2 separate regions of the Homo sapiens genome follow, and region 2 is linked to region 1. The links are chromatin contacts, found by Hi-C or POLR2A ChIA-PET in ENCODE. All regions are on one chromosome and are shown on one strand. Each heading gives the region's core, a stretch centred on a gene start or an enhancer-like site at or near the end of the contact. The rest is flanking DNA. Distances are from core to core; before and after follow the strand shown.

Region 1 (6,403 bases), core at 1,331-3,830:
TTTACAAGAACAGATATATATATATGTAATTATTCCCATGTATCAAGGGAAAATTGTACCTTTACAATGAAAAGATCTGGCAGACACCACCTTAACAAGGTGATCAAACTTAACACACCAATAACTGACATCATGTGTCTCTTAATGTGATACACTGAAAAGAATCCAGTGTTATCTCTGTTAAAAATATACAGCATGACTCTAATCATGAGGAAAAAGCAAATCCAAATTGAAGGATACAAAAAATGCTAATATGATGAAATATAAAAAAGGACAGGAAAACAATTCTAGGTTACGGGGGCTAAACAGATAAGACAACTAAATGCAATTTGTTATCCATGATTGGCTCTTGAATTGAAAAGGGAAAAAAAACTATCATAATATCTTATATCCATAAACAAATTCCACTTGGCAAAATTGAATGTGGATATATATTAATATTAGATATTATTATATCATTGTTAATATTTCTTTTCTTTTTTTTTCCTTTTTTTTTTAGACAGAGTTTCAATCTTATTGACCAGGCTGGAGTGCAGTGGCGTGATCTTGGCTCACTGCAACCTCTGCCTTCTGGTTTCAAGCGATTCTCCTGCCTCAGCCTCCCAAGTAGCTGGGATTAGAGGTGCCTGCCACCACGCCTGACTAATTTTTTGTATTTTTAGTACAGATGGGGTTTCATGTTGGCCAGGCTGGTCTTGAACTCCTGACCTCGTGATCCACCTGCCTTGGCCTCCCAAAGTGCTGGGATTATAGGCATGAGCCACAGCGCCCAGCCCTGTTAAATTTCTTGAATGTGATCACGGTATTGTGACTGTGGGGAAAATGTTCGCATTCTTAGGCAATACATGCAGAAATATGTAGGGGAGAAGTGTCATGGCATCAGCAACTTATTTTCAAATGGTTCAGAAAAAACACACATACATGAATATATAGGGAAAAAGAGAACATAACTGTCACTAAATGCTAATAACTGGTGAATCTAGGTGAAGGGTATGTAGGTATTCACTGAATTATTCTGTCAACTTCTTTGTAGTTGGATTTTTTTAAAACAAAAAGTTGGAGAACATGGAAAAGAATCCTGGTGGCCTGTGAAGGATGGATGGGGGCAGGGGGTGGACCTGGTTTGGGGACAGCTGTACTGGGAGCTCTGTCCCCTCAGGAAGTCTCTCTCCACCACTCATCATGGCTTCTCCCTGCAGCATGTCCCCTCGCTGCTGCAGGCAGGCTTTGCCAGGCTGCAGATGCATGGCCACAGGCCCCTCTGGATTCCCAGCCTTCCAGCAAGCATCTAGAGAGAAAAGAGCCTGCTGCAGCTAGAAAAACCCTGGGATCTAATGAGCTCAGCTTGGGTCATGTGCTCCTCCCAACTCCCACTCCTACCCCTGCCAACCACCCATTGGGTCAGACCCATGCACTCCAGGCACTGAGGGGAGAGCTAGGAGGGAGAATCAATCAGACTCGGGAGGGAGAGGGCAGAGCAGCAGAGGGTTAAGGATGAGCCAATGGTTTCTAACTAGGGGGACTAGGGAAGGCAGCCTTAACTGAAAGAGAATACAAGACAAGCCAGTTTGGGTGTTCTGTTTTGAACTCGATAAATTCAGAAGCTTTGCGAGGATCTAGGGGGAGAATCTCACAGATTGCTGGGAATACAAATCTGTAGCTCAAAAACGCATTGGCAGTGCCTGCTGCTTGATGAAGGCATGGGTGTGCGGGCTTCATCTGGAGAATGCGGAAGATTCCATCATGCCTAGCAGGCTAGCACGGAGCCCCCTCTCCTTGTAACCAGGCTCGTTGGCGACAGAGATCCTGGCAAATTATGAGGAAGTAGAAGCTGGGAGCCATTCAAAGTCATCACATCCACGTTTCTCTTCAGGGACTCAGCCAGGGCCGCTCCTGCTGCTTGTTCCAAGGCACACTGGGAGTTGTTGGGCAAATATTTGCACAACATTTAGGCCCTAAACCTGCAATGGCCTGAGCCCCTCCATGACAGAGCCTCCTACCCGGGTGCAGGCAGCTCTCTCAGCTTCTCCATCAAACCTAGCTACAGCAAGGGCTGTTGAGCCACTCCAAGCTCAAGTCTGGTTTTCCAGAAAAGATGTCCTGCCAAGAAATGTGTTACTGAAGAGGGAAAGGGAAATATAACCAAAGGCCAGGGTACTGGCACCTTTCTCCTGTCCTCTCCTGAAAACAGGGACCTCTGCTTCCTTTTGCCTTCTTGTTCTGTGTTCAGGAAAAGTTGTGTCTGTGGTTAATCTCTCGAGATCCGGAGGGAGTTGGAAATGGGTTTGAATTCCAGTTTCCCCATCCCCATCACTTCCTTGGGAGTCAGTGAAAGTCACTGAGGTAACACAGCAGAGCGCTCGGCATATGAGAAGCGTGAGCCAAATGTGAGCTGTTCTCTCCCAGGAGCGTGTCTGAATGGGGCTGGAGATGGACGCCTCCTTTCCTCATTTCTCTCAGACCTCCTGGGGTGGTTTCCTGTCACAGAACAGAAGCAATTGCCTCAAATCAGATACCCAAGGATGCTGCAGGGAGAAGAGGCTGGAAGAGGGTGGCTGGGGTTTCACTTGTGTAAGCCACACACCTAAAATAAGCCCCCGCAGGAGACTCTGGGAATTTCCTGTAATTTTCACTGTAAATGTCCTATTTATAAAGCTGAGTCACTGCAAGCCGTTGTTTCACAACCACCCAGCATGTGGAGACAGGCCGGCACAGGAAACAAGGAGCATACCCCAAAACGCAGGCCTCACTCATGGCCTTTGGGGGTTCCCTGGGGCCAGCCTGGGCCTGGCCGTTCAGCCCCTGTAAACACCTCCACAAACTCAGGATTTGGGTCACTGGGCCAGGCTTACGCTCTCATCCCCCATTAGCCCTTTTTCTGGCTTCTTTGCTCCAAAATAGTCTTTTTTTTTTTTTTTTTTTTTTTTTTGGTTATACATTTACAGGAAAAGTCTGGCTTCTTCGAGAGTTGCTTACAGACAGTGCCAGGCCTGTCCCCTCTGGAGACCTGAAGGGTCTGGCCTTAAGTAGGATCCAGGGCAACTCTCTGCTTTCCCACATGAATAGACCTGCCTGGATGCCTCTGCTCATCACCACCTCTATAAAACAAACAGATTCTCCCAGGACAGATTCCATACGTTCAGGGCTCAGGGTGCCTGAACCCAGAATTCATTAAAAGCAGTGAAGGGGCAAAAACGGGAGCAGATGTCAGCAAAGCACAACTGCACTTAGCAAGTTCACCTTTCCATCCAGAGTTCCTTGCAGGAGGGGCCAGGAGGGAACACAAAACCCTCCTCACTTCCTGATTTTACAATCACTCAGCTAGCGGCTACAATCAGGGTCACTAATCACAGCTGTTGAACCAGGCCGCCACATCCTGCCACCAGCAGCCCCGGAAGACACTGTGCAGAGCAGGAGGCAACCCTATGCCACTGGTTCTCTGGTGTGCAGAGAAGTCTCCAAATCAAAGAAACCTTAATGCTTAGTGACAGCTTCTCGTTAAACAAGGTAAACAGTGGTCCAGTGAAAACATTCTCAATGTTGCTGAGAATGTTTCCCTCAACACACTTCTTTTTGGGAGCCAGCTCAGAGGCCCAGCTCTGTGTGCCTTGTGGGTTCAGCTCTGATTTCTGGGAGCCCTGGGAATGTAGGAGGTTTGGACCCTGAGAAGTCCCTGGGCCGGCAGTGCTGTGTGTCAGTGTCAAGGCAGTGCAGTGGCATGGGGCAAGGCCTCTGTGAACTAGTCAGCGGGGAAGGGGCGGGAGGGCATTGCCAGGTGCCCAAGGCTATCTCCAGTGCCAGAGCTCCTCCCTCCCCGTCCCCACATTATGTGACCAAAGGTCTTTGGGTGTTGCTGCCGGATGGTGGGTCTTCTGGTCCAGCTGCTCTCTAACACCTGATGCCCTTTTATCACCCTCTGTCTCTCATACTTCCCAGGCCCCGGCCTGAGCCCCAACCCAGGCAAAGTCCCCTGAAGTCGCTATTCCTTTCCTTATTCTTTATTTTCATCGCCACATCTCTCTCTCTCTCTCTCACCCCCGTTACCAGAGAATTTAGGCTACCTTTTCTCCATCAGCATGGCCCGTGGCCCGACAGCAAATGTCTGAATGTGTGTGTGGTAGCTGGCACTCAGCTTCTCATGAGCTCCGTGATGTGAGCTCCATCTATGGAGGACACAGATGTTAGTGTCACAAAAACCCAGGCATTTTCAACTCCTGTCTAGTGAGTCACCCTTCCCCTAAGCCCCACCCCCACCTATCACAGAGATTAACTGGGGTTGGGGGAGGGTGCTTCTTACTGTAGCAGTAAAAAAACAAAGTAACCTGTCAATTTAGAAAAAACAGATTCAGGCCCAGTGCAGTGGCTCATGCCTGTAATCCCAGCACTGTGGGAAGCTGATATGGGCAGATTGCTTTGAACTCAGGAGTTCAAGACCAGCCTGGGCAACATGGCAAAACCCTACCTCTACAAAAAATTAGCCAGGCATCATGGCACATGTCTGTGGTCCCAGCTACTCCAAAGGCTGAGTGGGAGGATCAACTGAGCCCAGGAGGCAGAGGTTGCAGTGAACCAAAATCGTGCCACTGCATCCAGCCTAGGTGACAGAGACCCTGTCTCAAAAAAAGAAAAAGAAAAAACAGATTCAAACCAATTAGAACTCAGAAGGTTCAGCAAGTTCACCAGACACAAAATCTACCTGCAAAAATCAACAACATCTCTGTCCACCCACAATAACTGCTGAAAAATATTATTAAAAAGATACCATTTACAATAGCAGCAAGAATTACAAAATATATCTAGGTAATAGCCAAGAATACCCAAAACTTCTAAAAACATGTCTTAAATTCTAATAAGGAAACATAAAATGATCTGAATAAATAGAGTACATTCCACATTTTGGGTAGGATGACCTCATGTAAGATGACTTACTTTGGATGACATTTATAAAGACCTAGTTATATGAACAATGAACCTATAAATTTAATGCAATGCTAATCAAAATTCCAACTGGATTTCTTTTTGAGAAACTCAATGGAGAAATAATTAACTTTTACAAAGAAGAGTAGAGGGGAGACTTGCCCAATTACCTACACTACAAAATCAGAATAACAGTAGCAGTGCCAGCTCCGTGGCAGTCCAGTAGACTAGCAGAAAAGCATGGGTAGCTGGGCAACACACTCCGGTCCTTTAGGAACTACACAGAGAGAAAGTTAACCCAGCAAACACAGGTCCTCAGTGGGCTCAGCCACCAGTGGAGGTTTTGCTGGGATATTTTGCTACACTACTATCATTGCAACAAGTATACCTAAGGGATAACAAAACATGTGCCTCAAGGTCCCCGTGTGACTTAAAATGCACTACATCAAACTGGCTCTGTGGAAAGAACAGGACTTAACCGTTCAGCAGGCCTAACTCTCTGGAGCTGCCCCTGAAGTCCGCAGCAGCTACACGTCCTTCATGAGGCCAGATGTGCAAAGCCGGGCCCAGAAAGCTGAGGTAGGTCCCTGCACAAGGCCACAGGGCTTCCATCTCTCTCCACAGAAAACACATCGCAGAGCTCATGAGAAGCTAAGTGCCAGCTACCAGGAGTGCTGGAGGGTGAGCTGGAGGAGGTGGCCTTAGGTGGAGATGAAGGGACAGGAGTCCACAAAGCAGGCCCACTCTGAGTGTCCAGCAATGCTAGGTAAAATTCACAGGTGGAAATCCTAGGCCCCAGGGTGACGGTGTTTGGAGGTGGGGCTTTGGGAGGTGATTCGGTCTTGGGGACAGAGCCCTGAAGAGCCCTTTAATGGAGGGGATTAAAGCCCTTATGAAAGAAACCCCTTCTGCCACAAGAGGACTCTGGGAGAAGGCGCTCTCTATGAACCAGAAATCCAGCCCTCACCAGACACCAAATCTGCCAGCGCCTTGATCTCAGACCTCCCAGCCTCCAGAACTGTGGGAAATAAATGTCTATCCAGTCTGTGGATTCCTGTCCTAGCAACCCAAATGGACTAAGACAAGCATCTTTTACTTCAACTAATTCAAGCAGATGTTCAGCTCTCCTGAATTACTAAAAGCATACACATTTTTAAAAATAGAGCATACAAATCAAATCTCAAGCATTTTGTGTCCACTCTCTTTAGCTCCTTGTCGCTCGTCTCATGTTTCTGTAAAACCACATTCTTTCCTCTCATTTTCGGTGGGGTCTGTCTGGGTTGTGCTGTAGCAACAAAAAATTTCCAAATCACAGAGGCTTTACACATTGATCATTGATATTTGAGCACTGATCATTGCTGAAGCTGAGTAATGGGTACAACAGGTTTGATATTATATATATGCATATATATATTGTATTGTATATATACATATATATTTGAAATTTTCAATAATAAAAGGTTTTGTAAATCTCCATGGCTTAAAC
Region 2 (6,403 bases), core at 1,297-3,796, 44 kb after region 1:
TGGAGGTTGCTGTGAGCCAAGATTGCACCAACTACACTCCAGCCTGGGTGACAAGAGTGAGACTCTGTCTCAAACAAACAACAACAAAAAACCCAAAAGCATTTAACAGCACTGACCCATCAAAAAGCTGTCAGTGGTACCTCATTAGAACTAATAACCTGAAAGGAATTTGTTAACTACTCAAACGTTTAAGCCTATAAAAACTGCATCTAGGCCAGATCTTTTACAAACATTTTAATTTTGCTTTGCAAGGAAGAAATATCCTTGTTTTCAACCTGTGAAAATTAAAAAATGTGAATTAATTCAACAAAATAAGTTACTGTATTATAGGTAATGTATAAAGGTTTCTAAAAATGAAGACCACCTATTGAGTATTCATGACAATATTTTCCATTAATTGCAAACAGAAAGGCCTTGCAAGTTTAATATAACGCAGAAGCAGAAAGCAAGTTTGTCCAGCCCACTGCTCATGGGCCGCATATGGCCCAGGACATCTTTGAACGTGGACTAACACAAATTCGTAAACCCTCTTAAAACATTATAAGATTTTTTTGCAATTTTTTAAAAACTCATCAGCTATCACTAGTGTATTTTACGCATGGCCCAAAGGCAATTCTTCTCCTTCCAGTGTGGCCCAGGGAAGATTGCACACCCCTTCTGAAGTAAAGCCTATGTGCCACTTTACACTGGCTGATGGAGAAACAGACACAATCCAAGGTTTTGTCATTCTTGTCTGTTAGTAAAAGACATGGTCAGTTAGCCTGAGGAATTAGTTAAGTCCTGCATCCCACACACGCACTCATTACACAGTGAAAGATTATTTAGGCAAGAAACAACTGCTACAAACATATTTTAAAGTCACATTGCTCTTTTAGAGTTAATAAATATAAACTCTGAAAATATTGTTATGCAGATAGATCAAGTCTCAGACTTCAGAAAAATGACTTTCTGCTGTACTTTAATGGCCTGCTACCCATCTGGTCTCAGGTTTAGCAAAGAACCGTGGAAGGAGGAATTGAGTAAGGGTCCAGGGCGGTGGAATGTTAATCCTGGAGCTCCAGCCAGCAAACCCAGGCTCCCATATTTAGAAACGAGGATTTGCTCTGTCCCTATTGGCCTTCGAATGCTCGTGGCAGTTGCTTTCAAACTGTAAAAATGAACAGTGAACAAAAATTTTCTTCCCCGTATCTTCTTTATTTTTCTAAGATTGTTATTTGTTTAAATAACAGTACATGTTGTGTAACAATGTTCTCAACTTCCTCCCATCCCAGCTGCCATTCCCACCGTGACTGGGCAGCAATGTTTACATGCATCCTATACTCTCAAAAAGGTGCCCAGATTTCACACTGCAACAGATAAAACTGACTTGCATTATGCATATTTTCCAAGTGCCCACCTGTAATTCCACCCCAACTACGGTCACATTTATTGAACACTTACTATGTGCCTAGTACCTAAGTACATTACATGTATTTGACTAATTTAATCTCCACAGCAACCTATAAGATATTATGATCTTTACCTTACATATGAGGAAACTGAGGCACACAGAGTTTAAGTAACTTCAAGGTCACACAGCTAGTAAGTGGCAGCACTGGGATTCAAACCCAGATAATCTGGTCTCAGAGCCTCTGTGCTGACACTGTTTTCAGAATGCACGTGAGCAAAATATTATCATGGAGATAATCTGCTGTACCATATTTTAGGTTTATCATTTGCAAATGATAGCATCTTGTCATTAATAATCAATGACTTAGAATGTATCTCACAGTTGATAGGGACTCACTAGATATTCACAGAACTTCACCAACACATAAGAACTTCAATGTCTTGAACAACCCCAAATATCTAATGGTTTAAACTTTAACTGGTGAAAATGCCTTGAGAATTTATTGCTTTCCTACCCAATATTATGGAAAGTAAAAACTTAGCTTTTCCATTAATTTTCAGTAAGATATCGTTGCAACAGTTTTCTTTTTCTGTATTTCTATTAGAGTGAAGGTCTTTATGGTATGAAAACTGAATATTCTCCTCTAACAATGTTTGTTATCAATGAATCAAAACTCTTTCAAATCCTGATGTTTCCTAAGAAAAAAGAAAACCCAGAAGTCAAATACCTGGCCTGTGCCTACAGGACTGTGGGAACCAAAGACACAGCTTCAGCCTTCAGAAGTAAGAACTACCACTTACTCTATTGAAAAAAAAAAAAAAAACTGCTTTGAAAAACTAATTAAAATGAGAAGTTTTAAGTGTCTCAGATGTAAAATCATGATTATGTGAAAGGTACTTTCAAGGTGAATTTTAATTTTCAGAACGTCACTTGAATTAATTTAGCCTCTTAAATATCTGTCTTCTTTTCACAGAAGATATCAATAGCAGAGAAAACATTTTATGAATTGTAGTAACGTAGCTTTTTGAATGATATTCAAAAGGCATATCAGAAAGAAACAGAAAGATAAACCAAATACAATTTTACAAGAAAAAAACTTGTTTTACTTACCCTGTGTTATCTTCTGAAAGTAACTCAAAAGGTAGGCTTTTTTTTTTAATCTAATTTCGTTCACCTTTAAAATGTGATTGCATTTCAAAGTAGATTCTATTTTAACAACTTCCTTTCTAGAAAACATTTAAAGACAAAGTCAAGCAATGCCATCTACAGGTGGCCTTTAGAACAACAGATGTTTCTATAACCCATACTCTTCTTTAAAATACCTATAATCTGTCATATCATATTTTGCATCATTTAACAAGGAAATTTTCAAGAAAGGTAAGAAAAAATTAAAAGATATGCTGTGTATAAAAAAATTCCCACTAACATTCTGGATTAATAGTTCTTACTTTAAAATAACCTAGGCCAGGTGCAGTGGCTCACGCACATAATCCCAACACTTTGGGAGGCTGAGGAGGGTGGATTGCTTGAGGTCAGGAGCTCCAGACCAGCTTGACCAACATGGTGAAACCCCATCTCTACTAAAAATACAAAAATTAGCTGGGTGTGGTGGCAGGTGCCTGTAATCCCAACTATTTCAGAGGCTGAGGCAGGAGAATCGCTTGAACCTGGGAGGCGGAGGTTGCAGTGAGCCAAGATCACACCATTGCACTCCAGCCTGGGTGACAGAGTGAGAGTCCGTCTCGAAACAAAACAAAACAACAAAAAACTAATTTCATTTCCAACTTCACCAAACATATGATCCATGGACCCTTGGTTATAAACTGTGGCAGATTAAAATGCAAAGTTATGCAACCTCAAAGATGTTTAAAGTTATAACTGGTGTACAGAAGAGACTCAAGTCATTGGAGACTGGACCTGCAACAATTTTTAACTGTTGAATCCCCCTTCCTTCTTGAGTAGCATCACCTTTGCCTTCTTGGCCAGATTCTCTAATTTTCAGATTATATTTATAGTCTATTTCCATTTCCAAAGTTCAGTCCTGTTTATTTTAAAACCTCCTATTTCATACAAGGTTCCACATCGGATTCCAAGTGGTTTTTTGTCCGTATGTACTAGGGGCCCACTCTATTCACAGATGGTTTGCTTTTTATATACTTTCTTCTTTCTTTGCTCTCTTCTCCTTGGGAAGTAGATGCTAAACGGATAAAAGAGGTTTCCTTGTTGCAGTGGTTCTCAATTTAAGGCAAACATTAAGACCATCTGGAACCCCTTAACAAAACTACTATGCCTCTGATTAAACTGGACTGGGATAGGGCCTGAACATGGGTTTTGTGTGCTTTTAATTTTCCACGTGCAGCCTGGTTTGAGAAACACTGCCTTACTATGGGGTTGCAACCCTTTCCCTAATTGGCTATAACTGCATTCTGATAAGTAGTTTCCGAGCTCCATTGTGCAGAGGCAACCCACACTTGCCCACAGGCCAAGGCATTGGCAGTCCCTTGGGATTTGGGAATTAGCTGTGTCCTGGCTGAGCCCCAGCTAGTGGCATCACCTTATCCATTGCACTTGCCTTTTAAACCACGTCGTCCCCTCCTTCATGTTGTTGCAGAAGTCTTCTAACCCTCAATTCATGCATCATTTCTCAGGCTGGCAGAGTGCATCTTCAATACCCCTCAGCCTTACAGTTCCCACATCACTCCTCTAATTCTGTCTCCATGCTTCGGAATCTGCTGCTGGTGGGTAAACACAAATCCAGCCAGAAAGAGAAATACTGGTCTCCCATACTTGCAAACATCTTGAATCTCTAGTTACTTCCTCAGGCCTTCCTCCTGCGGTTTTGTTTTTTTGAGATAGGGTCTCACTGTCACCCAGGCTGGAGTGCAGTGGTGCAATCATGGCTCACTGCAGTCTCAACCTCCCTGGGCTCAGATGAACCTCCCACATCAGCCTCCCTAGTATGGATGGGACTACAGGTGTACACCACCACACCCAAGTAATTTTTTGTATGTTTTGTAGAAACAGGGTCTTGCTATGTTGCCCAGCCTGGTCTCAAGCTCCTGGGCTCAAGTGATCTGCCTGCCTTGGCCTCCCAAAGTGCTGGGATTACAGGCATGAGCCACCTCACCCAGCCTCCTCCTGTGGTTTGTGAGTGCAGGTACAACTTGTTATCTCTCCACATTCGAAAGCCCAAAAGACTAAATTACATTCCCTAACAATGGACTCCTCCGAAAGGAGACCTCTTCCAGAGCTCCCCAGCTGTCTGTGGAATAGTAGTTGGTGATGGAGCATGTTCTCTGAACTGGCCACCTTCAGTAAGCCCTGTAGCATTCACTGGTCCTAACCATCAGTGGTCGAATCTTAGAATGTGAGGATTGGCACCCTGACTTCAGTTTTGGCCTTATTCCAGAACAAGAAAGATATCCTATTTGACTTTTTTTTTTTTTGAGACGGAGTCTTGCTCTGTCACCCAGGCTGGAGTGCAGTGGCTCCATCTCAGCTCACTGTAGCCTCCACCTCCAGGGTTCAAGCTATTCTCCTGCCTCAGCCTCCCAAGTAGCTGGGATTACAGTGCACGCCACCATGCCAGGCTAATTTTTGTATTTTTAGTAGAGACAGGGTTTCACCATGTTGGCCAGGCTGGTCTCCAACTCCCGACCTCAGGAGATCCGTCTGCCTCGGCATACAGGCGTGAGCCACCGCGCGTGGGGCCTATTTGACTTTGAATTACAAATTTCCTCTACAGTCAGTACTTAGGTGAGTTCTCCAGAAGCAGAGAGGAATGTATGCAAATGATTTATCAAGGTTAAGTAAAGGAATGGGAATAGCCGAACAGGAAGGGGGAGGAAGTCAAGCAAGAGTGTGATTTTGGCAAAGCTGCACAGAGGCCGACTTCAGCCCGACTCCTCCAGGAAATTAGTGAAGTTTCATTTTTCTGAACTAAAAGAGCTGGGTTTTCATACAGTAAAATCAAGGGGGACTTCAGGCCAAAGACCCACAGATAGTGTGTGTTAAAAGAGGGCCAGGTGCAGTGGCTCATGGCTAGTAATCCCAGCACTTTCCGGGGCTAAGGAGGGTGGATCACTTGGCTCCAGGAATTTGAGACCAGTCTGGGCAACATGGTGAAACCCTGACTCTACAAAAAATACAACAAAGCTAGCCAGCTGTGGTGGCGCACCTGTAGTTCCAGCTACTAAGGAGGGTGAGGTAGGAGGATCACCCAAGCCTGGGAAGAGTAGGTTGCAGTGAGCCAAGATTGTGCCACTACTGCACTCCAGCCTGGGCAACAGAACAAAACCCTGTCTCAAAAAAAAAAAAAAAAAAAGAGAAAGCAGGAGGGCATAAAAACTGGAGGGTGAAAAGACATTTAAGGAACCTGGGTGGACTATTATAGTCAAGGTCAAACTTATTTTTACAAATTTCATGTTATAAAACAAGCTAAAAAGTGGTCATTTGTCCTAAGACATCATTAATAACAGCTAGCACTATCTGTACCTCACAAAGCACCACAGATTTAGGTTACACTGCCTTGCAAACTGCTTAATGAAATGCTAAGGACAGTATGAACAAAGTATCTTGGCGGGGGGGAAACCAGCAAAGGAAACTTTTAAGACTGAAATAAACCTGAAAGGAATGAACTGATTTCTTGACTTGTATCCTTAATGTCTCTAAATAGGGCTGCTTTTGCTCCTGTTAACTGTTTAGATGTTCACTTTCTTCAAAGGTATTTCTGAAATTCACAGTCACAAGGTCTCAAAAACAATGTTTATTTTAACACATAAAATGTACCATCTAGCACCAATGCCTATAAATACCAGAATTCCATCCGGTTACTACTCTTTGGAACAAGTATGATTAAAGTCCTTGACAGATTATTGTATATGAGCGAATGGCTTCATAACATAAAACAGAGAGACACAGAACAGAAATTCATTTGGTATATACATATAGAACTACATTTGTAGTTATTCAAAAACCTTTCACTGCTTCATGTAAACAATACCAGTATTTTTA

Evidence for each region. A loop is a pair of places that touch in the nucleus more often than their neighbours do. ChIA-PET counts read pairs that join two places held with the same protein, here RNA polymerase II (POLR2A). Pooled maps may share reads with other maps.
Region 2: a loop to region 1 is called in a map of natural killer cell, with 6 times the contacts of the local background. The contact joins the promoter of LINC01599 here to the enhancer-like site in region 1. A Hi-C loop is called at or near these places in 19 of 168 maps with a recorded cell type or tissue (B cell, CD14-positive monocyte, CD4-positive, alpha-beta T cell and 12 more), 31 of 37 single-sample maps with no recorded cell type and 23 of 50 pooled maps. POLR2A ChIA-PET finds 5 or more read pairs at or near these places in 25 of 52 experiments (B cell, CD4-positive, alpha-beta T cell, CD4-positive, alpha-beta memory T cell and 18 more).

The regions. Positions count from the first base shown.
Region 1 is chr14:50,058,556-50,064,958 of GRCh38, forward strand. All of the region lies in intron 2 of LINC01599 (long intergenic non-protein coding RNA 1599), which reads right to left. Among named protein-coding and RNA genes, the nearest start is that of LINC01599, 43 kb to the right of the region's middle. RefSeq lists enhancers at 2,525-2,814, 3,015-3,194, 3,685-3,754, 4,225-4,434, 5,990-6,039. Within about 2 kb of position 2,581, at least 35 of the 41 ENCODE cell types and tissues checked have a DNase peak (open chromatin) inside an H3K27ac peak, as active enhancers do; they include B cell, CD14-positive monocyte, CD4-positive, alpha-beta T cell and 6 more, where a contact is called at or near this core.
Region 2 is chr14:50,102,497-50,108,899 of GRCh38, forward strand. LINC01599 (long intergenic non-protein coding RNA 1599) reads right to left here and starts at 2,547. Exons shown (of 9, transcript NR_131171.1): 1 at 2,501-2,547. VCPKMT (valosin containing protein lysine methyltransferase) reads right to left here. Exons shown (of 6, transcript NM_024558.3): 6 at 6,141-6,403.